2 separate regions of the Mus musculus genome follow, and region 1 is linked to region 2. Evidence: chromatin loops called from intact Hi-C (ENCODE). Cell type or tissue: left cerebral cortex. All regions are shown on one strand.

Region 1 (8,000 bases), 660 kb after region 2:
AAATTGCAAGGAAAGCTACAGTCACATGTTATTGTCACAGAAAAATATTTTGCCTTCTCCTGAGCTGCAGAGACAGGGCAGACTGAGTTACAACCCAATAGTCTCTGCTGTTCAGAAAACTGCTTCCTTACACACACAAAAGACATAATTCCTAAGGTGGGAAGGATATAAACATGAACTTTGAAGCAGTGTGTCCTTCCTGGGGCTGCGTGTGCTCTGTACCTGTTCTCGCCATTTGTGAGGTAATGATGAAGCAGTGCTGATTTGAACACATTACCTGTACACATGCGCAGGGCTGCCTGCTGACACTCACTGTTGTGATAATTAAATGAGATGGTGTATATATAGGGTCTGGCACGGCAGAGATGAGTATGTCTACTCAATCCACTGAGATGTACTGAGCGCTCAGTGGGTGTCACTATTCTGGGCACCGCGAAGTGTAGCAAAGAACACAAACAAAGCCTCACTTATTCAGTTTGCCGGCTCTATAAATGGCAAACAGACAAAATAGGTTCATGGAAGCTAACAGAGGACTGATCTGATTTTATTTTGCTTTTTCCTTCCAGAAAGTATAATTGAGAGGAACAGGGTGAAGGAAATGCAAATGCGAAAGGGAAGCAGTAGGTACGCTGACGAATCTTGCCACCCCATCTCCCATTCCCTGTCCTAATGCATGACCCAGCGACCTCTCGGGACTCCAGAGCCCATGCTCTCCAAGTCAGACTGTAAGACCCCACCCTAGGGCCATCCTGCTCCTTCAGAGAAGGTACCGCTCTTGCCTTCCAGTTTAACTGATTCAAAGATGAGATCAACAACTCTTCGTTGTCTCTCTCCCGTGTCTTCACCATGCTTTGAGCATCCCTTAGTCTCACCCACACCTCAGACATGGTCCCCTCCATTCAACTCCCTTCAGTTAAAACCTTTATATGTGCCATTTATTTCCTGCCAGGATCCTGACTATTGTGAGGGAGGAAAGACACTGAAAAAATATTTCAAATCAGCCCTGCCAAGAAGAAAGGGGGGAAAGATTGAGATAATAAAATGTTTTAATCATGAAAACATTTTAAACTAATGTTAGAATACTGGGCCATGTCTTGAAAGGCTGAATGGTAAGAAGGCGCGATAACCCAGAGTCCCGTAGGTGGTGTCCATGAATAGCCACAGTGTTGTTCAGGCTCATGGCCCGCCGCAGCTTGCTTGACCCTCAGCTCCAAGGGACTGTCCACACAGCTACAGCAATGACAGGCATGTGAACAGAAGGGGGCAGTTAACATTCCTTCTCCATTGATGGCAGTTAGCCCCTGAACCAGATATTCAAAATACTGCTAAGATGAAGATCTTACTTATATAGCTAACATGAACACCACAGGACTAATATTTTTCAAAAAGCCCCATTCTCCAGCACTTGGTTCTGGACCAGCACTGTGCTAAACACAACCTGGCTCGTCTCCTTTATTCTTAATCACAGCCCATAGCTGGAAGGCATTGCTGTTCCCATTTTACAGATAGGGAAGATAAGGCCTCAAAGATGCAAAATAACCTGCCTCGGGCACAAGGCTGCTAGCTAGTGGAGCTCAGTTTTCCTAAATTCCCCTCCCTAGGTGGGAGTGTCGGTGGCTTTTTCCTTCGTCCCTCTCCGTCTGTCCGCAGACACTCTACAGTTAAACAGCAGAGTAAGTAAGGAAATGGTTCCGACTCCAGAAAGGCCAAGAAAGGCATCACTGATCTCAATTATCTTGATCCCGCGACTGCGTAATTATTTATCAAAGGGAGGTTCTGACTAATTCTTTCCTCTCCAGCCAGGCTGATTAGTGGAAAGCATAATCTGCAGCAGAGGGTGGGAGCCCAGTGGAAGGAGAGAATTGGAGGAGAGAGGGAGAAAGATGGAAGAGAGCACTCGCCTCTCAACAGACCCTGGAGACTGATAAGAGCTCGCATGGATAAAATATTTATTTTTCCATATGTTGCAGAAAGCACTTCTGCCACTGTATGTGTGCAATATGTGCGAAGGAGTGTGAACTGTATACATCCAACACCACCGATCTGCCTTGTTCCCGTGCATTTAACAGGCTTAATACCTAACAGCGCATCCATATGTTTTAATGCATATTTCTCTGCAAAAACAATATGGTCTAGTTTGGGACGAGCCAGCAGCCTCCACAGCCTCACTCACTGCTATGTTTCAGCCCTCAACTTACTGCCGGGGCCAGCACAGGGAGAGTTAAAGACCAGAAGGTTCTGCCGGCCAGCTCAGCTGCCCTTCACCTTAAACGCCTTCCTGGTTCTTAAAGCAGCCTTTTTCTCATAACAAAAATGTTCACAGTGGGGAGATGAAAATGTTTTTGTTCTTTGGACAATTGGGACATGTTCAGTCAGAATGTCAGAACTGACCGTTGAAAGGCGGGTGCCTGCGGCCACACTTCTCTCTCTCTCTCTCTCTCTCTCTCTCTCTCTCTCTCTCTCTCTCTCTCTCTTTGAATGCAGAGCTGCACCAGTGTGGCGGGAGGAAGTGCACAATGATTGGCCTGTTTTTCTGTAGAAGTGTTCAGGGTACACCCAGTTTTGCTTTGCATATATTTGCGAAACATCTGCCCTTTTCTTGTTCTGAAGTCTCTCTCCCTCACGGCCCCTTTCTCCTCTCCCCCGGGTTTTTTCTTTGTTGTTGTTGTTGGCTTCTCTGACTTCTACGTAGAAGTTTTCATTTTCTGGTTGAGGGACAACCTCATCAGAGTGTATAGTTGAGAGAGAGAGAGAGAGAGAGAGAGAGAGAGAGAGAGAGAGAGAGAGACAGAGAGAGAGAGAGACAGAGAGAGAGACAGAGAGAGAGAGAGACAGAGAGAGAGAGACAGAGAGAGAGACAGAGAGAGAGAGAGAGAGAGAGAGAGAGAGAGAATATGAATATGCACAGCAGGCGGGGAGAGAACAAACTTGAAAGAGACTGAGAGGCCAGGCCAGAGAGAGCTTGGCACACCAGCCTTTGGCATGGTGACCAGGAGGAAGGTTCTGGTAGTTTAGGCTCTAAAATACTGCCTGGAGTCAGCCAGTGTGCTGCTGCCCTCTACAGGCGCCAGGGGATAGTGCAAACTACTTAGACTTGTACAGACATGTCCTCAGATGTGCCATGTTTATACAATCCCCTTTATGCAACCAAAGAAGGCATTTTCAGTTAATTACAAGAGAGTTTGCTCTTTCCTCCTTAATAAACCACAAACTGAAAAAAAAATTGGTCATAGAACAGCACCTGTGCATGTCAGACAGACTGCTGTTTTGTGTTAACGCTTCTTGGCTTCAGAAAAAGGAATCCCAGAGAATTATAAAAGAGGTTGGAATGGGAGAGGAAGTGCTCCAACGGACAGTGTGCAGGGCTCTGGTCTGTGACGTTGGAGCACTGCCGTGGTAAGAGGAGAAGTGAACTGGCAGGAAGCAAGGAAGGGAAGGGGCCAGGCAGGTTGGGTTTGAATGTGTTCTACTCGCTGAGGTGGCTACAATGTCCCTGGGCCATGGACAGCCACCAAAGGTGGTCCTGGACATAGGTGGGGCACAGAAAATCAGGCATGCATCAAACTCTAATTCAGGACAAGAAGTAAGGGCATAAGCCGTGCAATTTCTCCAGAGTTAGACCTCATGGGTGGCTTGGCAGTACACTGGTGCAAGAGTGTGCTCTTAATTCCATGAACCACATGTCAAAAGCTAGCTGAGGCCTTGTCTGTAAACATAGAGACCATTTTTTTTTCTGCTACATAATGATGGCCATTGGTGTTTTGTCCCTATATTTAGGTGACTTACAAGGACCAGCCACTCTTACTAAAGACTCTTCTTGTAATCAATGAAAAAGCAACCAATCCAGGTTGATTCCCCTGCCGCATAAAATGAGGAAGCTTAATTGAGATTCAAACTAGGACTGGTCTCCAAGTATATTTAAATTTCAGCTCTATTTAATTCTGTCAGCAAACAGTTCGCAAGTGGCTGCTGTGTATATGGTTCACAGTATGGAATTATGGAATAGGCAGTAACCCCAGGAGGACAGGACCAAGATTGCTCAGCCTCTGTGGCACATCACAGCCACTTAGTCTCTGTACCGAGAGTGTGGATGGGGGAGTGGGGGAGGGGAGCAGAAAGGCGGAGTAAAGAAAGGGATGAACACCAGAAATGGGACAACTGCTAAGACACTCCCCTTCCACAGAAAGCCCATTCTCTCTGAGAGCCAATAGCACGGAACTGTTAGTGAAATAAAGAGTTAGTGAGTAAGGCAGGAATCCTGCAACCACTGAGGGATCTCAGAGTGATGCAGAGAGGAGCCATCCTGTCTGAAAGAGGGGAGTCACAGCAGTCTAGCATAGAGACGGCATTTAATAAGTGTGAAGGAAGGTTCCTCTCATTTCATCGGCAGAGATGAGAAAAGGCAGTTCAAAGCAAGGACAGTAATGAGTAAAGGTAAAGAGCCAAGAGTGTACATTCCAGACCCCTGGGAATGATAAACGCACACCAAGGCAGCCAATACACATGGCCCATGAGATAAGGTAGGGCAGATAAGGAACTGTCCTCAGATTCCAGGCTGCCACGGTGCTGCGGGATCGAGTGACTGGAAAGCAGCAGAGCTAGGGTCTTGGAGGAAGGAGAATAAGTCAGCAGCGCAGTAGGGAAAGCATTGAGGCTGCCGTCTGCAGAGGGAGCAGGCTGGTGAAGACAGCTGGGCAAGCTGGCCACGGGGCAAGAGAAAAGTGAGCAAGGGGCTTCCAGCCGATGGCAGGCCCCAGTGGCAGAAACAGGCCCCTCAGAGGAAACACTGCTTCTCCAGGGGAAACAGACAGTGGGAGGGGGCAGTTAGACAGGGAAGACTTTGATTTTTAATCCTTTCTGAATCTGAAAGACCAGAAGAGCAGATCCTTGGGGGTCCTGATAGGCACAGGATTTGAGGGTTAGCCCCAGACCCCCATCAGCAATGAATAAGGCACTGCGGCTTGTTTCTGTTATGTTGGCTTTCTCCACACTGAGAAATATATCTGAAAGCCCCCAACTCCATCCTCATCTTTACCACGCTGTCTCTGCCTCATGCCCTCTGAAGAAACAGATTTGATTTCACAACCTGTTGGACTAAAAACACAGCATACTAATCATAACACCATATTCTGCGAGGGCAGATTTGACTACCCAGTACAACACATTTCAATACGAAATATTCTGTATACAAGTCCAAAGCCATGCTCATAGAAACAAGAACATGGAAACACAGCAATTTACAACAGATTATGTACCACACATAATCTATCCAAAAAAAGGGGGGGGACCCATACTCTATGGTAGCATAGTGATAGAAAAAGACACAAAGCCACAGAAACTGGGGACATGTTCAAGAAGGATCTCATCCCTTTTGGGGTGTCCATGCGCTACATAAATGCCGATTTGCTAGTTATCATTGATTGTCATGGAGAAAAGGATCCTGGGCTGACTGATAGCTGAACTATTTCACATTCTGTTCCTCACTAAATCACACCACCACCATTCTACTCCCTATCAGCAATCTCTTCCTCAGAAGGCACATAAATACCAGTCATGCTCCTAAACTCTGGGAGCCTATACTAAACCAAAGAGCATGGAGAATCTTAAGGCTGGGATGGAGAGAGAGAGGGAAGGGTATGTGTGAGACACCATTCATCTTTGCCTCTTAGAACCTACACCATCTTAATCGCTTTTCACTTCCTACTTTACAGTCACCTCTGCCACTACCCCTTCCTCTGGACAGCCTGCAGATGGAGACTAGGATTTGAAATTCTGTGTTGCTTTCACATAAAACTAATAGTAACAGATTTAAAGCTAGAAGGAGCGTGTAGGGCCTTCTAATCCAAGCCCTTTATTTTGCAGATGAGGAAACTGAAGCCCAGAGAAGTGAAGTGAGGTGCCCAAAGCCACACAGCAAGTTGCAGGCACAGCTAGTTCCGTAGCTCAAGTCTCCTGACTCCCAGTCCAGTGTTCTTCCCATTACTCCACGGGTCCTGTCTCTAAGCTTCCTGACAAATGCTAGAACGGTAAACCTCCACTAGTATTTTTCCAGACCATGTTAAAAATCTAAGGGGGGAAAGGATGCTTTCTTGGATAATGTCAGCCATACGTAGCTCAAGCTGTCTAAAGTTCTGGGACAGGGTCTTTTTATACAGCCAACAGAGTCCAAATGTGGTGCTGTTTGCTTGGCCCATATGCTTTCGTGTGTTCCCAGTTAGGCCATTACTGGAGGGAAAAAAACAAGAATCAGCTTGTTTTAAAACAAGGGACATACTGGACTCCCTCCCATCCCCCTTCAGAAAAAAAAAATCAAGTTATCTTTAACAGATTCTAAAAATGCCTTTTCCCAAATATGCAGTCAGTTCCTTCAAAGGGCCCTTTGTTTATTCTCAGGAAGAAACCCAAGACAGCTGAAAACCAGAAGGCATCTGAGGAGAATGAGATTACTCAGCCGGGCGGATCCAGCGCCAAGCCGGCCCTTCCCTGCCTGAACTTTGAAGCTGTTTTGTCTCCAGCCCCAGCCCTCATCCACTCGACACATTCACTGACAAACTCTCACGCTCACACCGGGTCATCTGATTGTGAGTACCGCAGTGAGGTGATGGTGTCTTCCCAAAGCTTGGCGCCGTGCTTCCCCCCCACCCCCCCACCCCAGGGTTCTGGCTGTTTTGCATTCAGAGCAAGCTGTTTCCATTTGGTCTTCCAAAGTAGCCAAAAGTAGCATGCCACCATTTTGATCCAACCAGCATCTATATATTTTCAAAGCCAGAGAATATTTTAAAGCCAGGTAACCAGCCACTTGGCCTCCGATTGGTGATTAATTGCATGTGACCCTGTTCTCTTTTGAGACATTAACTCAAGAAAAGAAGTGATATGCCACTTCCTGGTGTTCTAGCTCTCGGTAACAGCACTTCGACCAACCGTTACTAAGTAGAATAACCAAATATGGACCTCAGAAGGCCAGTGAGACACAAGGAAACAGCCATTTCCAAATTACATAACCCAAGTCAGATTTGCATTAGTTATTGGAATCTCATGTAGCTTGGCTGAATTTCGGTCTTTCCAGTTCTTAATTTATTTTGAAGTGGTTAAAGGATGGCATACATTTACAGAAGAAAAAAGAATGGCTTCCAAGAATTCAAAAGCCACCCAGACTTCGAATAGCCAATAAGAATGCAGGTTAAAAATATTTTTTAATTAAAAAAAACTGCCTACAAGCTAAATTTGGAAATGGGCACTTAATGCAAGTCGTCACTATTGAAATCACTTCTTTGCTGTTTATTTTTGCCATCTTCTCACTAATCTAGAAGTCACTTCTTAAATTCTATTTTAAGGAAGTTGGTAGATCACGTGAGGAGGCTGTTTTTTGTGTCTGAAGTGTAACCCGGCACTTGAGAGAGGAGCACATGTTGACAATACCAAAGGACACAGCATTCCTGTTAGCTAAGATACCCAACAGCTCTGGGAACTGATCTCTCCACAGGACGGCTGGTAACAGGCAGAGAGCCGACATGGGGATGAGTTAAATAGACCAGGAAAGCTTTATTACCAAAAAGGACTCCATTCATCCTGCTCCTCACAGACAAAATTTAAAAAAAAAAAAAGGAAAGGAAAGGAAAGGAAAGGAAAGGAAAGGAAAGGAAAGGAAAGGAAAGGAAAGGAAAGGAAAGGAAAGGAAAAGAAAGGAAAGGAAAGGAAAAAGGAAAAAAAAGAAATCTCCATTAGGAAATGAGATTCCAAATCTCTTGCTATTATTTTCTGGCAGAAGAAATATAAAATTCTGCAAGTAGGACAAAGGTGAGTGGGTCTAGGAGACTCCTCCCCCACTCACTTTGCCATCTTAGCCTCTAGATAAGGGGGTATGAGCTGGGGCAGGGGCTGGGCTGTAGCCACACTCAACTGTCACTAGAGAATGGGAACAAAGTGAGATCCAAGTTACTCAGGCCAAGTGATCTGTACCATCAGACTACGGCTTCTGTTTAGATACAGGGGCAGAAGCA
Region 2 (8,000 bases):
TAACCTAGTCCTTCCGTCTGCCTGTGTTTTCATGTGCCAGCACCACGTTTTAACGAAGCAATCTGTTCTTTGCTTAGAGGCCAAGGTCTTTTAATTATTTTTCTCATTATATAAGACATTTTGGTTGCTATTATGTAATCCCTTAACTTAGCCAGGTACTTTTCATTTGTGACCCAAAGTCTAAAGGCTACATGCATTCTACACATTCTAGAACATGTCTGACTTCTTGTCCTGTTACCCAAATGTCCTATAATCACATGTCAGTATCGAAACCTATTATATTTAATGTGCCAAGAATAATTTCAAGCTGTTTCAGAAGCAGTAGAGGCAAGTTTCTGAGGCTCTAAGAAGAAATAGTGCCACCTACCTGTATTACTGTTGAGCATGTGGTATGTACCACAGCAGTTGTTCAAAGCCGCCTTCAAGGGCTTAGAAGTGGGACTTTTTCTGGGACTCTGTCCTCCTGTGGTAATGGACACATTGACAAATACTCTGCTGGTTCTGCACTCAACTCAGGGAAAACTATGCTTGATTTTGGCTCCATAACATCTCTTCTACTCCAGGATCAAGCTTCTCGGTTACTGTACAGTTCACTTGAGAGTCATCAGCTTGAGGGCATGGAACGTTTGCCTTTCTGGAATCTTTTGACACTCAGCTGAGACTCTAGGCAGTGTTTTGTAGTTCTGTTAAGCAATGCAGCTCTTACATAACCACTTTAATCCCGACAAACTTAGCAGCTTTTCTACATAGGAATGTCGAGAAGAAAGGAGCATGGACAGTAAACTGATCAGTTCCTATAGTTGGCAGATGGACCCATGCACAGTTTTCATGAATTCTGAGTGCTTTCCATCACAGCTGATTGAAAGGGTCGTGATTATCATATACTGTTTGCCTTGCTGCTATAAGAAGTAGCTTTGCTATTGAAGACATCTGTGTCTTCAGATAAGATGAATTTAATGCTCATATTTCACATTAAGCAGTTAAGAATCAAGAATTTATTTGAAAAGTTCTCAAATTAAACTACTAATGTAAGGAGTTATATTAAAAATATATTCATGTATAGTAGAGTTTGCAGTTAGAAGAATAAAATGATGCCCAATAAATTGAAAACCATACAAATGGGAATAATTATAAATTACATAGTGTTATTTTGCCCTTAAAGAAACTCAATGTGAACCTATCTTGAAACCATAAAATTTGTTATATAAATGTTAACAGCTAACATTTAGGAGCCTTTAGTTTTTCTCTTTCTATTAAATTGAGTTTCTGTTTTTAGTTTTCCTTTTAAAATATCATATGGATTTACAATCTAATTGTAATCTGTTGTTGTGAATTCATTTCATAGTTTGATCGTTCCAGCAAATGTAACTGACAAAGATTATAGGAGTGTTTTCTATTCGTATGGGTATGCCAACTTAGCCATTAGTAAAAATAATTAGCAGGATGCTTCTTCAGGTTATGTAACTGTTTTGGTTCTCATATGCACATGTGAAAACTGTATGACTGTCATTTAAAATAAAAACACCTTACGTAGACAGCCTTTTTTGTTGTTGTCTAAATAGAAGTCAGGCAAATGCTGTTGGGAGGGTTGCTTTACACTATTTCGTGGTGATTTATTTTCTTTTTAAAATACTGGACACATTAAACTCCTCTTAATTCAGTAAATACACCCCTGCTCTTTATATATTTATTCATTGTCCCTATGTTCTTGGTCATATATTCTTATCACTTGGGTTTCAAATAGGATTAAAAAGAAGTAAAATCCTTGTACCATTTTGTGGTTTCTTATATCAGCAATGATCTTTATTCCCTCATTTCATTGCTACAAGGAAAAGAAATAGATGTGCTTAAGAAGGAAATTGAAATAAGTAATACTGAGAATGGGAGGAGTTGGTGAAAGAAAAATACTTTGTGCCCAACTTAGGAAAAAGCTATTTGACCCATTCCTACAGCTTCCGTTTTCATCCTGCTAAAGCCAATAGATCTAACTACTCTGTTCATCCCGATTCAGATGCTAATGGTGCCACTTCTGCGAGGTTATAGCAGAGTCAAAGCGTCTCACACGAGTGGGACTCTCAGTATCAGGCCTCTTGCTGTCCTTGAATCCTTGGGGTTTGAGCTCTGAGCAGATAGATCTTCATATTTGTTCTGTAAGAAGTCTTCCTAACAAAGCAGTCACCAAAGCAGCACCGTAAGCGGAATTAACGTGGGTGAACTGATCTACCAAGTTTGTGTGTGTTTTCTCTTAAAACAAAGCCAAATAATTTTATATAAAACAGCAACCAAAATACCCTCTCAACTTTCCATCAGACAAAATGGATTCAGGTTTTGTTTTACATAAAAGCTTCCCGAATCCAGGTTGTAATAGCCCATTCTTCAGTGCATCCTGCCCATTTGGTGCTTGCTTTGCAAATGTTGAGTAGATCCAGATAATTCTTTCCTTTTAAGAAAAAATTATACTCTTACATTCTCAGCATACCCACCAATATGAAGATATAGATACTTCAGTACCTACACTCAATAGTTTTGTTCTATCAGTTGGCCATGAAACATATGAACAAAAGTTTAAAAACTATTTTTTTTTTTCTGGTATGTTGAGAAAAACCCTACAGTCTGCTACAAAGTTCTTCCTCTGGAATCAGGTGGTATTAATTAATGCAAGAAAGGGTTTTAAGTGGCTAAATCTGGAGGCCTTGTTTCTTTTGACTGTGATTTTTAAATAAGTCACAATCTCTGTTTTGCAGGATTTTTTTTTTCTTTGACAGTAAAACAGTAAAACTTATCTGATTCTATTTTTTAAGTCTTCAGCAGTGTGATTTTTGTTTTAGGTAGCTTTATTTGTAGCTCTCTCTGTTCATAGTTTCTGTTTATAAGCTAAAAGTGGATGGAGGAAGTTTGGGTTTGCAATGGTGGAAGAGTAGAAAGAGCTTCTGGTCTGAGAGAGCACAGCACTTTAACTTTGAGGTGGTGGGATCAGGGTTAAGTAAATATCACGATATATTATTGGTCATATTTAATGACTCAATAATTGCAATAAACCAAAAATTATTTTTTTGACAGACTGAAGGACTTAATTGCCTGCGGGTCGTCTGAGAAAAGACAGTTTTAAGTAAGTTTTAAGTGAGTGGAGTGCAGCCTAGCTTCCATGGCTCCTCTTTCCCACTGGCCACTAGATGGAGAGGTGGTCCGTGTCCACAGCTTATCCGTGGTACACCGCTCACTTCTGAGTTTCTACTGGCAAAGCTGAACTGGATGCCTTTGAACATTTTATGAACACAGACATGATATTTAGGCGATGCCATCAGAGAATACACTGTCTTCTATAAAATCATAATGTGATTTTCATGAAATTCAAAAAGATTTGTTTTTCCTTAGCCCCTGTAAGTCCTGGCAGACCTGGGAGGCCAGCATCACAACTCTGGTTTTAACTGCCACAATAGCCCCTCTTGCCTCTTTCAAATTTGTCCATTTAGAAAGGGCCTGGAATGAATGTCAGCACGACAGTGCCACCTTGTGTCCCTGTTGCTATGAGAGTAACTAATGCATGAGCCAGTGAAAAGGAAACAACTGGACATTCAGAAAAATATTTGCAATTTGTTCTAAGCCTTGGTTTTGCATTAATGTTACAAAAATACGTATGAAGTGTTTTAGTGTGTTCGAGAATTCTTAATTCTCAAGAAAATATTAGGATCTGTGTATTTCCCTCTCTCATACTAGTATTGAAAATTTTAAAATGCTGAGTTCAGGGAGGGATGTATTTAACTTAGAGTTAGAGATGGAGAAGACAAGAGATTTTCACCCAGTTCTTACCGCTTATAAAACTGAAACTAAGCACATCAGACACCAAGCTATTTCTTCTTTTGAATTCTGATGGGAACTTTTCTATGCATCCCTTGTAATACCACTTCTCACATTCACTTGTCATTGTTTCTGAGCATATAGGCTGTGTAAGCCCTGGGCTGGAGGATGAGACTTATGTATGACTGTCTGTCATTCTGGAACCTTCTATGGTACTCAGAATACTCACTCAAGTCACTTGAGGTTCACATGAATACTTATACTGGGCAGCTTATGACACATTTATTTATTTTGCACACACACATAATACACAACACACACACACACACACATATACACACTTACTTTATCCTTCTCTCTCCAAGATTTAAATGGTTTTCAAAGAATTTCTCTTGGAAGAACACCTTTTGACTTAGCTCCTTTTCAAACAATCCTCTCTAACTTTCTCTTTGATACTATACACACACACACACACACACACACATATATATACACATATATATATGTGTGTGTATATATATTATGTATATATGTATGTATATATATATGTATATATTTAGTTTTTCTTCTTTTTTTAATTAATTTATTTTTTTACACTCCATATTTTATTCCCCCCATCCACCCTCTAACTGTTCCACTTCCCACACCTCCTCCCCACCCACCTGTCTCCACGTGGATGTCCCCACCACCCCACCCCACCTGATCTCTAAACTTCCTGGGGCCTCCAGTCTCTTGAGGGTTAGGTGCATCATCTTTGAACGAACACAGACCGGGCAGTCCTCTACTGTATGTATGTTGGGGGCCTCATATCAGCTGGTGTATGCTGCCTGTTTGGTGGTCCAGTATCTGAGAGATCTCGGGGGTCCAGATTAATTGAGACTGCTGGTCCTCCTACAGGATCACCCTTTTCTTCACCTTCTTCCAGCCTTCTCTAATTCAACAATGGGTCAGCTGCTTCTGTCCATTGGTTGGGTGCAACTATCTACCTCTGACTCTTTCAGCTGCTTGTTGGGTCTTTTGGAGGGCAGTCATGATAGGTCCCTTTTTGTGAGTGCTCCTTATTAAAATGACATTTTCTGTTTGTGTGTGTGTTATGGTTGGCTGTGCAGTAGTCAATGCTCGGTTTCTAATTTCAGCTTCACAACAAAATTCTTGTGCTAATGTGAATGAGATACTTGGCCCTCCTACATCAGTGCATAAAAGAATTGGACTGATCCGGCTGATCTGAAGGGTGTCAACTCATGAGTTTTGGAAGGCCTGCTCTTGTGTTTACATTATTTTTGTACCTTTGACATCTCAGTTTTTGAATTACTACTATAGCTAAAAGTTAAATTACTCATTGTTGAAAATATTACCTGTTATCTCATGACTCAGAAGAGAAAGCTCTTCTTACAGGGTTACATTTAAAGTGGGCATGGGAATTATAAGAGAGAGGCACCGTAAGATTTTGCATTTTATTAAATATTTAGTTTGGTTGATTGGGCTACCACCATCTTTCTCTTTTAAGCTATAAAATAAGTAGAATATTTTTAAAGAGCAACTACTTGCCACCTACATATTATTTCATGCTATTTTAAACTTTATTCATAACTTGTTAAAGTCAGAGTTAAGGTTTAAGTTTCACATGTTTTTGTATGGAACTTATGCTTGAGTTTTAAGTCCACATATCACTGAAAACACAAATAAACTTAGGATTGGATAATTCACTTAACTTTTTAAGTTTGCCTTTATAATTTTTAAAAAGCAATAGTAGATGTTACCTTTCCTATAAACTCTTATAGAGTTATTGTGAGGATTAAACGAGTGAGTTCATGTCTGTAAAGCTTTCACGAGTAGTAAAAACAGTGTACAAATACTAAGGAGTGTCCCTGCAATTACTGCTGTAACTAAAGAAGGAACGATAATAAAGTCCAAGTCAGAGCAACACACACAGCTTAAGAACATTCAAATCTGGGGCATTACTTAGAATGCTCCTCTGTGGCAGCAGACTCTTTAGAGATGTTTTCGAAATTTTCTGTATTTTGCCTTAATAACTAGTAAATGTAAAACAAGACTACATCTACTGTCTTTAAATAACTTTTTATACTTAGTGTTCACAAGTTGCTTTTGATCATATTTATTAAGTATAGAAGCTAATTTTTAAAAAGTAAGCAATTGTTATGGGAAATGTTTTCAAACATTTAATTATTATACCATATAGTTCATTGGTTTTTAAGCATCAGGGTGCATAATAATCACCTTACAGTATTTCTTAAATTTTAGTTATCCAAGCTCCATCACCAGTAATTGGTCAATGAAACTCAGGAATCCTGCATTGTAGCTGGTCCAATCAATTGAGAAAATATTAGTTGACTTTTATGTCATCTACATATAGTCTCAGATGTATCACAATCAGCAAGTGAGTTTTCATATGCATGGATTCCAAAGTCACATGTATCTTATAAAAGCTACTCCATCAGTTTTTATTGCAAACTGTGAGAATGACTGCTTTTTATTTTTTTAAGGTCTAATGTTACAATATGTTTATCCTTGCATCCAAATTCAACTTCATCAATCATATGATTCCTTAAGTAAATACAGCTGTATTTTACATGTGAAAGGCTAGTCAGTACTGCCATATATTAAAAGTTTAGTCTTGTCTTATAACCAAAACTTACGGAAGAAGGACAATACTTTTTGTTTTTCACACAGGTTACTTAATTTATCTTTACCTACAAGTCTGCATGTACAGTGATAGTCTGTCTGTGCTTCAGATGAAAACCCCTGTGTAGAATCCATTGTGACATTAGTTGACAGCTGTGTACACCAAAGTTGAGATTCAGGGTCTGTGTTTTTTTCACTACATTATATTATTTTCCCCAAATCTAATGAACCTTTATCAAATTCTCATTATGTTAAGTGGTAGTATCTAATTTTGGGAGGCATAAATGTGTGTGAGCCACTTGATATAATAGTTATTAATTAAATCATGTTAATGGAAAGAAATTCTTACTTTTCCATTGAAAATGATTTCTGGATGGAGGTAGAAATAAAATACCAACAATCAAAAGGAGCCTACATAGTTCTTCTAACTATAGTCATTGAATTCTTAAGTAGCTTTACTTATGGGATTATGAGGTATTTCCTACAAGAGAAGAAAACTAGGCTTGTAATGGTTAAGTGACTCATACATGATTGCATATTTAGTAAGGGGCAGAGCTTAGGTTAAATACGGATTCAGTCTAACATTGATAGCAAAGTTAGTTCTCTTACTATATTATCAGTGACTTTAAGTGTACTCTTTACAATCATAGTATACCCCAGAATCAAAAGGTGTCACATTTGTTAACCACAAGTCACAAAGTGCTAATAAGCTTTGTAGGATATAAGTTTATTTCTAATGCATGTCGAGTAGTCACAGTGTAAAGAAACTATGGTCTGTGTCATCTATGTTTGAAAATAACCATGATCTTATAAATCAAGATACATATATAGTTTGGGAAAGTTTTGATGACAACTTAATTCATATATTAAACATGTATGTATGTATGTATGTATGTATGTATGTATCCAGATGTAGTAACAGGAGAATGTAATCCTTTCTTTAGAAGAACTTCAATTTTGGGGATTTGGATTACATTTGAAATTCTAAGAGTGACCTTTTCCCAAATTACACTCTTTTAGGTGGTCATCTTGGGAAGAATGAAGGGTAGATCTTAAAATTAAGAAGTTTACCTACTCTTTTTTCAAATATAGAAATTAAAACATGATTTTGTAGAAAGTCAAATTTAGTAAGGGAGTATGAAATGGAAAATTTTGTCAGTAATTTATTTAAGCTCCACAGGGAAAATTCTGTAGGCTCTTTGAATATCCTAAATTTATTTTGATTTGAGACCAGCTTAAAGGGCATGTCTATCTTAAAACAGTTCTCCATTTTTCTGAGGAAAATTCCACAGGAGCTAGTAGTGGGAGGTAGTATACCAACAGTGACCCTGTTGGGGCCAAATAAGCACTTTGACATAACTCACTCCTTCCCGATCTTGAGGCCAGCGTGTGTCCTGGCTACTGGGCATGTTCAATTTTGACAGCTAATTTTATGTCTTTGCAAACACAGAAAGTCAGAAAACTCAATGGGGAGGGGAAGGTGTGACTGGTATTATGTAGATGAGGTTTTGGCTCGGAGTAAAACGTGAAAACATCTAGCCAGTATAGGCATATGGGAA

Evidence for each region. A loop is a pair of places that touch in the nucleus more often than their neighbours do. Peaks named below come from ENCODE experiments on the same cell type or tissue, not always from the same donor. Only the 100,000 strongest peaks of a DNase experiment are listed, where the experiment ranks them.
Region 1: a loop joins it to region 2, with 2.0 times the contacts of the local background. A loop is called at or near these places in 6 of 42 quality-filtered maps.

Annotation. Positions count from the first base shown.
Region 1 is chr16:43,571,168-43,579,167 of GRCm38, forward strand. It overlaps Zbtb20 (zinc finger and BTB domain containing 20), which reads left to right. Exons shown (of 11, transcript NM_001285805.1): 7 at 567-624; 8 at 5,863-6,026; 9 at 6,394-6,581. The coding sequence starts at 6,016. Among named protein-coding and RNA genes, the nearest start is that of Mir568, 65 kb to the right of the region's middle. In left cerebral cortex, a CTCF peak has its summit at 3,069 (motif pointing left); DNase peaks (open chromatin) are centred at 417, 763, 2,014, 2,519 and 3 more places; H3K27ac peaks cover 5,419 bases.
Region 2 is chr16:42,911,436-42,919,435 of GRCm38, forward strand. All of the region lies in intron 1 of Zbtb20 (zinc finger and BTB domain containing 20), which reads left to right. It overlaps Gm19522 (predicted gene, 19522), which reads right to left and starts at 635. Exons shown (of 4, transcript NR_040402.1): 1 at 368-635. In left cerebral cortex, CTCF peaks have their summits at 317 and 3,522 (motif pointing left); a DNase peak (open chromatin) is centred at 3,482; H3K27ac peaks cover 1,482 bases.